3 separate regions of the Homo sapiens genome follow, and regions 2 and 3 are each linked to region 1. The links are chromatin contacts, found by Hi-C or POLR2A ChIA-PET in ENCODE. All regions are on one chromosome and are shown on one strand. The core of a region is the stretch at or near the end of the contact, and the rest is flanking DNA. Distances in the headings are between cores, read along the strand shown. Region 1 holds the start of FAM135A (family with sequence similarity 135 member A). Region 2 holds the start of COL19A1 (collagen type XIX alpha 1 chain). Region 3 has its middle 210 kb from the start of LMBRD1.

The links. Hi-C counts contacts between places; a loop is a spot of excess contacts on that map. ChIA-PET counts read pairs that join two places held with the same protein, here RNA polymerase II (POLR2A). Pooled maps may share reads with other maps.
Region 2: a loop to region 1 is called in a map of B cell, with 4 times the contacts of the local background. The contact joins the promoter of COL19A1 here to the promoter of FAM135A in region 1. A Hi-C loop is called at or near these places in 1 of 168 maps with a recorded cell type or tissue (B cell), 8 of 37 single-sample maps with no recorded cell type and 10 of 50 pooled maps.
Region 3: a pooled map shows a loop between it and region 1 (5-fold over the local background). The contact joins the enhancer-like site here to the promoter of FAM135A in region 1. A Hi-C loop is called at or near these places in 1 of 37 single-sample maps with no recorded cell type and 2 of 50 pooled maps. POLR2A ChIA-PET finds 5 or more read pairs at or near these places in 1 of 52 experiments (H1).

What each region holds. Positions count from the first base shown.
Region 1 is chr6:70,412,253-70,414,952 of GRCh38, reverse strand. FAM135A (family with sequence similarity 135 member A) reads right to left here and starts at 1,445. Exons shown (of 22, transcript NM_001162529.3): 1 at 1,251-1,445. FAM135A-AS1 (FAM135A antisense RNA 1) reads left to right here and starts at 995. Exons shown (of 2, transcript NR_147708.1): 1 at 995-1,116; 2 at 1,891-2,125. RefSeq lists silencers at 929-1,078, 1,419-1,638.
Region 2 is chr6:69,865,270-69,868,008 of GRCh38, reverse strand. COL19A1 (collagen type XIX alpha 1 chain) reads right to left here and starts at 1,453. Exons shown (of 51, transcript NM_001858.6): 1 at 1,369-1,453. RefSeq lists silencers at 416-485, 496-545, 766-815.
Region 3 is chr6:69,583,716-69,586,415 of GRCh38, reverse strand. No RefSeq gene overlaps it. Among named protein-coding and RNA genes, the nearest start is that of LMBRD1, 210 kb to the left of the region's middle. Within about 2 kb of position 1,300, at least 2 of the 41 ENCODE cell types and tissues checked have a DNase peak (open chromatin) inside an H3K27ac peak, as active enhancers do.

The sequences.
Region 1 (2,700 bases), core at 196-2,695:
TGTTAAATTTCATTTAAGATTAGTTCTTGGACAGCTACACCTAATGGAGGACAAGAAAATTTCCAAATTTTAAGTGTATGTTTGTAGGTCAACCTTTAACAAGTCTTAACCCATTATAGTTTCATTTAGTCTGTACTCAAGTTGCTTTCCCAGGCATGCCAGGTAAACATAATTCTTAAAAATTAAAGCTTTAATCAGTAAGTGTAACCGATTTGTTGCTACTGTCACTCTTTTGATGATACTTCCACCAACCGGTAAAGAAAGAAGAAATGTTATTAAACTGGAAGATGAACTAGAAACATTGAGTGGATACCTAGCTTAGGCAGAAAGCAGCAAGGACTAGAAGGGTATGTCACAAAGAAGTCTTCAGAGATTTAATAAAAAGTAAAACAAATGGAATGAAGTTAAGAGGCTTGACTTATACAAATGGGGGGGGGAGGGTGGAAGAGTTTTGGAGGGGAAAAAATTAAGATTAGAGACTCACTGGGTGCAGAATGGAAAAGGACGTGAGGATAGGGGCCATTAGACAGAAAGCGATGAAGCAGGGTACCAGAGGAAAGAGAAGGCAGTGAGGGTTTCCGAAGCTAAGATGGGGCATGGAATGAACTCCAATGCAAAGCGATGCTAAAGCAAAACACAATCGGCAACTAACAAAAAGGGAACCAGGAGGAAGTACCGAAAGGAGGTGGATGAGAGGAAAATAAAACCAAGGAAGAAATTATGGAGGTAACAAGAGTGAGAAACCTGGTCGGCCAGGGTAAGGAGCTCCGGACAGGGAAGAGCCAGGCAAGGGATGGAAGCACAGAGATACGCTGCTTCCCAAGGAGGGACCACCCGGGCAAAAAGACACGTGGGAGGCGCGGGATGAAAAAGCAGAACCACGAAAGCGGGTAAAGGAGGGACAGAGCGACGAAGATGGAGCAGGGGTGAAGGGCAAACACGCTAGGCGCGAGGTTCAGGAAGAACGGGTCGAGGGACGCGCGCAGGGGCAGGGGCGGCCGCGGGCACCGGGAGAGCAGCGCGCCGCGGCCCCTCGCCTCCCTCAGAGCGCTCCGCACCGCCGTCCCCACCGACCTTCAACGGGGCCGGGGCCAGGCTCCGACCGCCAGCAGTCGGGTGAGGGGCCGCGGCGGGCGAACGGCGGACGAAGAGGAGGCCGCTTCCTTCCTGGCCCCTGGGCAAGAGGGACGGAGGGAGGGGTCGTGGGTGTCGGGAGCCGGGGGAGCCAGAGGGGACAGTAAGGGGGTTACCTCTCGCCCGGCTCGGCCTCTTCCCCCGCCTGTCGAACGGAGGAGCTCGTTGTCCAGCTGCAAGAAGACGGCCCGACCCGGGTCAGCACCATCCCGCCCCGGGCCCCCTCACATCGCCATCACAGCAACCGCAAACACCGCAACCGCGGAGCCGGTTCGTCACCGCGGCTCGGCTACTGGCCCAGCGCGGCCAGCGAGCATGCGCAGTCGCCCCAGTCCCGAGGGAGCCCGGGCCAGCCGGCTATACCTGCGATCAACAGGTCCCCGGCCGCACGGCCCCGCCCCCGGCCTCTCTCACCTCCTCCTCCCGCCTCTTCCCTCCCCTCTCTGAGGCTAGGCCCCGCCCCTTCAAGCTCCGTGCCCCGCCCTTCAGGAGCTTCAACTGCCCCTCCAGCTCCAGCGCCAACTGAGATTTCGAGAGATTTGTCCTCCCTACCAGGCTCCCGTTCCCAAGTTCCCGCGAGAACGGGAGGTTTGCGTCAATAAAAGGCGCGCGTCAAGAAAAGGGGCTCGCTTGTGGGTTTAAGGGATGGAACTTGGAGGTGGTTGAAGAGTAGTGAACAAGAAGAGGGCAAAAACACGGAGTTCGAGAACTTTAGCCGTTTTTCTCACAATGTTGTTTCTCCTTTTCTCTCTTTAGCTCCTCCGTGCAGTCCCGGGTAGAGAGCCCGGTCCCTGCGCTAGTCGATTTGTGCAGTAGGAAAGGAGGCTGCAGGGGATCTGCGCCGGGGCAGGACAGATGCCTTTCGGGACCCAGTGTTTGCATCTTGGGAGATGTGGGTGCTGATCTGGTTGTTTCTTGGTTTATGACGCCAAAAAGGGCGGGAGGGGGCTGATGAAGTGAAGCCTTTCGCTAATACATTCCGTTAACAGAAGCCCACGAAGGATCATTGATTTATTTCACTCTTCCCTGTTTCTGAACCTTATCTGGCAAAAACTTTTGTGGTGCATAAAGTTCAGTATGTTGCTAAAGCTGAGTTAATGAAAGGAAAATTTCAGCTGCGACTCTTGTTTTAAAAATGAATCTAGGATGGATAGTGGTGTTGGTTGCACAACAATGAATGGACATAATGCTACTGAACTGTGCACTTAAAAATGGTTAAAATGGTAAATTTTCTGTTATGTATATTTTACCACAATAAGAATGAATTAGAAGGGAAAAGCTTTGTGCATTCATTTGAAAGTAATGGTGAGGTCTTGTAACGTAGGCCATTTAGGGGACAGGTTTTGAATATATCTTTGTACCAGTTTTTTTTTTTTTCGAGTGTGTGTGTGAGACAGAGCATTGCTCCGTCGCCCAGGCGGGAGTGCAGTAATGTGATCTCGGCTCACTGCAACCTCTGCCTCCGGAGTTCAAGCAATTCTCCTGTCTCAGCCTCCCTAGTAGCTGGGACTACAGGCGCACACCACCACGCCTGACTACTTTTTGTATTGTTAGTAGAGACGTGGT
Region 2 (2,739 bases), core at 204-2,703, 550 kb after region 1:
CAGACTTATCCAAGCAGAAGATGGGACTGAGTCGTCTTGGAATTGGGGATTGAGGGAGGTGGCGCAATTTATTTCCCTTACTCTTCCATCTCCCAATCTCAAGCTGTGGCCGATGATCACTCTCTTGCCTCTATTCACGGATTGTTCTATTAAAACTACTTATTATCAGCATTCTGGGCCCTCCTCTTTTTGCTCTCCAGCCCACTGTCCCCTGAGGCTGACAAGGCACGCTGGTCCCCTCTGCCTCTTCACCTTCTCATCAAATGAAGCTCCTCGGGGGCTCCTGTGGCACCCGCCTGTCCCCCAGCTCCTCTGCCCACCCTCTTGCCGGCTTCCCGCTCCCTCCGTAACCTCTAAGGGGGTTCGCTTACGCGCCCGCCTGCTCTCGGGGAGCTAGCGTGCCCGACGGCGTGCTTGGTTCCGGGCCAACAAACTTCCTCGCGACCCTGCAGCGCCCTAGCTGGGCCGCCCGGCGCCGCCTCCTGGTTCTCGGCCGCTGTGGCTGCGGCGCCGGCGCGCTCTCGGCGGTGGCCTCGGGACTCTGACAGCGGAGGCGGCAGAGGCTGGGGCCGCGTCTTCCTCGCGCCGCGACTGGGACGTTCCGGCGGCGGCGGCGGTGGCTGCAGGGAGGACTGCGGGGACGGCGGCGGCGCTGTGGCCGACCGCGCTGCGCATGCTGCAGGGTAATTAAGGAACAGGGCCGGACGCTCCGGAACGTGGTGGGGCTGGAGTCCGGGAATCCCCGCCCGCGCCCGCGCCGCCCCCCAGAAGCCGCACTTGGGAAAAACACCCACATGTGGAGTAGGTAACCCCGGGCCGGAGGGCACCGCACCGGAACCCCGCGTCTCTTAGCTTACGCCGCTTAACTGGCTGCCTCGCTTCCAGGGCTAACACCGTCAAAAAAAAAAAAAAAAAGCGCTCTAACGGCATGAATTGATAGTGAGTTTGTTTTACTCCTTTAACCCCCCATTTTTTTTGTAATGTATTTGATGTCTGTCCCTACCCGCATCAGCAGTGCTCCATAGTTCCGCTTCACAGACACACATAGCCAGAAAAACCACCTAGAACTTAGGTGTAACGCATGAAGCCTGCATCATGTGAACATAGGAACACGAACTACATGGTATGTACCACATGAGAGTGGCCGTCTCCTGCCAAACGTTTTTGGTCCCATCCTTAAGGCCCCTATGGAAACGTATGCAGGTGTGCATTATTTATCCACCTAAACATATTTCCATGTGTAGCACAGTTTTTACATTTTCTTGAAAAGCAGATGCACACAGATAACTAGGAACACGAGCAGATGACATAGCCCGGGCATGTGTGAGAGGGCAAGTGCAGAGCCGGTCGCAAAGCCGCGCAGCTTACCTTGAATTCGTATTTGAGCCCCTCAGAGGCGCAGTGGAGTCCGGACAGGGCTGCGGCACCGCCGAGGAGTGAGCTCCCTGCGAGTGGGGAAGGGGGACGCATCTCTGCCCTTATTAGTCTCTCCCAGTGTGACCCTCCCACTCCGCGAGGACAGAGGACTCTGCAAGAAGGTACTCAGCCAACTCAGGCACAGGTTTTCTTTAATGACAGCGATGTCGCCTTAGAGCTGGGAGTAATGCCTTTCAGGTTTATGTTTTACTAGCAGTTTCACAGATAAAATGACGGTTGGATGCAAATGCCTAGAGTTTCTCACTTCTGATCATGAAGTGTCTTCAAAGTATTATTGTATGTGGCAAACGTTCACGAGTAGGTAATTGGCTTTTTAACGGTTGAGCTAAGAAAATATATCATTTATGTTTCATTTTTTCACTTTTATGTCAAGAGTTTATATAAAGTTGATTAAGGCAGTCTGCCCACCTTCTAATCACGCTCATATGTAAACGTTTGTGTGGCTTGGTTTTTCTCAGTGTCCACAGAAGTATTTTGTGATTTTAAATACATCTTTCCATGGGTTGGTGCTTCCAATCTTGGCTTTTGAACTCTTTTGGGATCCCTTTGAATATGTGAAAGTGTCATTTTCCTGCAGATTTCTGTGTAGGTGCATGTATGTGTGTGTAGAGAGAGTATATATATATTTGTAGGCATATATAGTAGGTTTATATACATATATAGGAGGTATATATGGATACTTGTAGGCATATATATTTGTAGGTATATATACATATATAGTAAATTTATATGTATACATATAGTGTATGCATATGTATGTGTATATATGAAAAACAGAATGATTTATAGAATTCAGAAGAGTAAACCAGGCATTAGAAAACAGATAAACTGGTTTTACATTTTTATTTCAGTATTGCCACAGTGGGAGAAATAGGATAAATTATATTATTGATCCACAATGGTGAAAATCATCAAGCTTAAAAGTTACCTTAGAACCATAGAAATACACTTCACATATCAGAGCTCACAGATCAAGGAATAAATAAAATCAGGCAGGCAAAAAATAAAGATGTTAAGAAAAATGTTAAAAGATAGCTCCTTTCCACTTCATTGGAGTGAAACCATTAAAGTATCACTTGTGATTTTTAAACTTCTCTCTCAACCTAATCAAGATACCTGCAGTTTTAGAGTTCGGCATTCATGGTGATGCAAACCATGTTTCTATGTCAGGATTTAAAACCACTTGATACATTTCCTTCTCATATGATTTTCATCACTAATTTTTGGCTGACTGTGGAAAGAGGCCAAGGAGGGAGGATATTGCATGAGTCACGCTACTCAAATGGCCATTTGAAAAACATG
Region 3 (2,700 bases), core at 51-2,550, 830 kb after region 1:
ATAACTTGAAGAAGAGAGAACTTGGTAGACACATTATTTTTTTCTTAACCTTGTTTTAGGTACCATCTTCCCATTCGCAACAGTTCCTGGCACCTGCCAGTCCAGTCGTCTGCTTTACCTTTTCTGGGGGGAAACCTCTAGTTTACTGCTGGGTGAGAGAAAAGCAGTTGGTTGGCTGCAATTAGGGAAGGAAACTGGGGATTTGTTCCTTAAATAGTCTTACAACCAATTCTTTTGCTTTACTCTTGTCTTCAGAGGTATGTGTATATAAGATATGGTATGAGCATCATCTTTTAGGTACTATGGAACATTGAACATTAAGCCACTATAATAGAAGTAACTTAAAGTAGTCTTTACAAGTTAGGTATTCCCTGACATAAAATGGAAACTTTATTATGAGCTATGAATGATTCTTTTAAAATGCTGTCTATCGAGTTATTTCTTTCCAAATAATTTGCTAAATTAAAGAACTGATCCTTAGTAAAATCTGATTAGGATGTCAACATGAAAGAATAATAGACAAAATCAAATCAGGAAACAACAGGTGTAATATTTTATTTATGAATTACCAGAAGGATCAAAAGTAACATTTAGAAACAATTTGCATTTATTTCCCCTGCTTTTTAAAAAGCACTTCTTGTCTGTCTTAGATTTTCTTTTTGACCCCAGTGGCTGATAATTTTCATTTTATATAACATACTGTCCCTTCTCCATCATGGTGGTTTTGAGGTTTATGAGGCTGGGGCTGAGAGGAAGTGAGAGGGAAGTCTCGCGGTAATGACACGGCCTCACCACCCACCACATTTAGGAATCCAGCTCTTTGCTGATCATCTTTTATGCTATAATTAGGTTTAGAAGAATCTGATTGTCACCTGTGAATGCCAAATATGCTTCCACACCACGTTTCACATTTTATCTGCAGAGACAGTGCATCCAGGAAACAACCAGCTTTAAGAATGTGCAAATTCACACCACTGAACTGCTGAGAAATTCTTTAGCTCTAACTCAGTAACTGTCACAGTGAGCTATATTTGCTCTCTCTGACTGACATGTAACAGGAGTTCAAGAAGTCACTTATTTTTCATTTCATTATTACAAACGTGACTAAAAATAGAAATAGAACTCCTGGTTTTCACTCTGCAGCTGAAGAAATCACAGTGAGGAGCATCTGCCACGCAGGGCATGGTTAATTAGCTTGGAGATTCCAGCTGGCCTTTCCTGGACTATTGAGGCCTTCCAGACAGCCAGTGAGGGTTATATTATCCCCTGAGCACGAAAGCCAGTGAGGAAATGCTTTCCTTCGGCTGAGAGACTCACCAGCTAATGTGGGTGTCCTGGATTATTTCATTAAGACAGGCCACTCTTCTGCACAATTTCAATTCAGTCACCATCTACAAGATCTCTCTTCTGGTTTTGACATTTCCCGGGAGTGATTTGAAAGAGTGGAGGCATAATCAAGGAAATGAAATATTTCTAGTTCTCTACTAACTTTAGAACTGCAGAAGGAATAAATGCCAAGGCTGAAACCTTGCAGGAAGGTGGAATGTTCCCAGAAAAGAGGTAGTTGCCACTTGATGAGAACAAGAGGGAGAGACTAAGGAGAATGTCATCTAACCACAGACTTCACAAAATTGAGTACAACATTAGGAACGTTGTGGGTCTCAGCACATAACTTCAACACTGAGTCTGGATTTATTTCATGGCATGCAACGTGGCCAGAATTTAGCCTACAATCTGGAGGTGAATGTGTATGGAAGCAGCTGGATCTTGCAAGATGACTCTTTTTCATTTTATGAGTCTTACTGTGTTGACAACACATATCAGGCAACCAGACTCCAGCCTAAGTAATGGTGGGGGAAAGGAACTAGTGTAATTAAGCTCAAAAGGACACAGGAAAGCAATTATTGCTTCTGAAATAAATGGGTGTTTTTCATAGCAATTACATTGAATTCGCTGCTGGATTACATACTAAAGAAACATTTAAAATGTTCTTCCTCCCTCCTTTCCTTTCTCCCTCCCTTCTTTCTTCCTTCCCTTCCTTCCTTCTTTCCATTGTTCTTCTATCCCTTCCTCCCTTTTTCTCCCGTCTTCCTTCCTTCCTTCCCTCCCTCCCTCCCTCCCTCCCTCCCTCCCTCCTTCCTTCCTTCCTTCTTTCCTTCTTTCCTTCTTTCCTTCTTTCCTTGTCAGAAAAGCCATGATTTGTACTGCTACACTGCTAAGTGGTGATGTGTGTGGGTTGATCATTCGTTTAGTATTAAACTGAGGTCATGCTGGTTTCATTCTGCTGATAAAGGATGTGTCTGCAAGCGTCATATTCCATTCTTTCTACCCTGCCCCTTCCAAATGCAGAATGGTCTTCTACTTTCTTTACTCTTTACCTCCTCCACAGGCTTGATCATTTTACTTATTAGCTGTGACACTGCGCTCTAAATCAATCTCTCTAGAGCAGTGTTTTTCAAACTGCAGGTCCTGACCTATTAGTGGGTATTGAAATCAATTTAGCAGGTTGCAACCAGCATTAAAAAAAAAGTAGGAGAGAACATATGATATTAGAATGCATTGCACATAGGAATGAGTCGTTTTATTTAATGACATTGGTTTAGTAAAACATGTGTATGTATGCTCTGAATACTATGCAAAATATATTACTTAATGTGGGACAAAAATAAGAAAAATTGAAAAACACTGCTGAGGGATGGT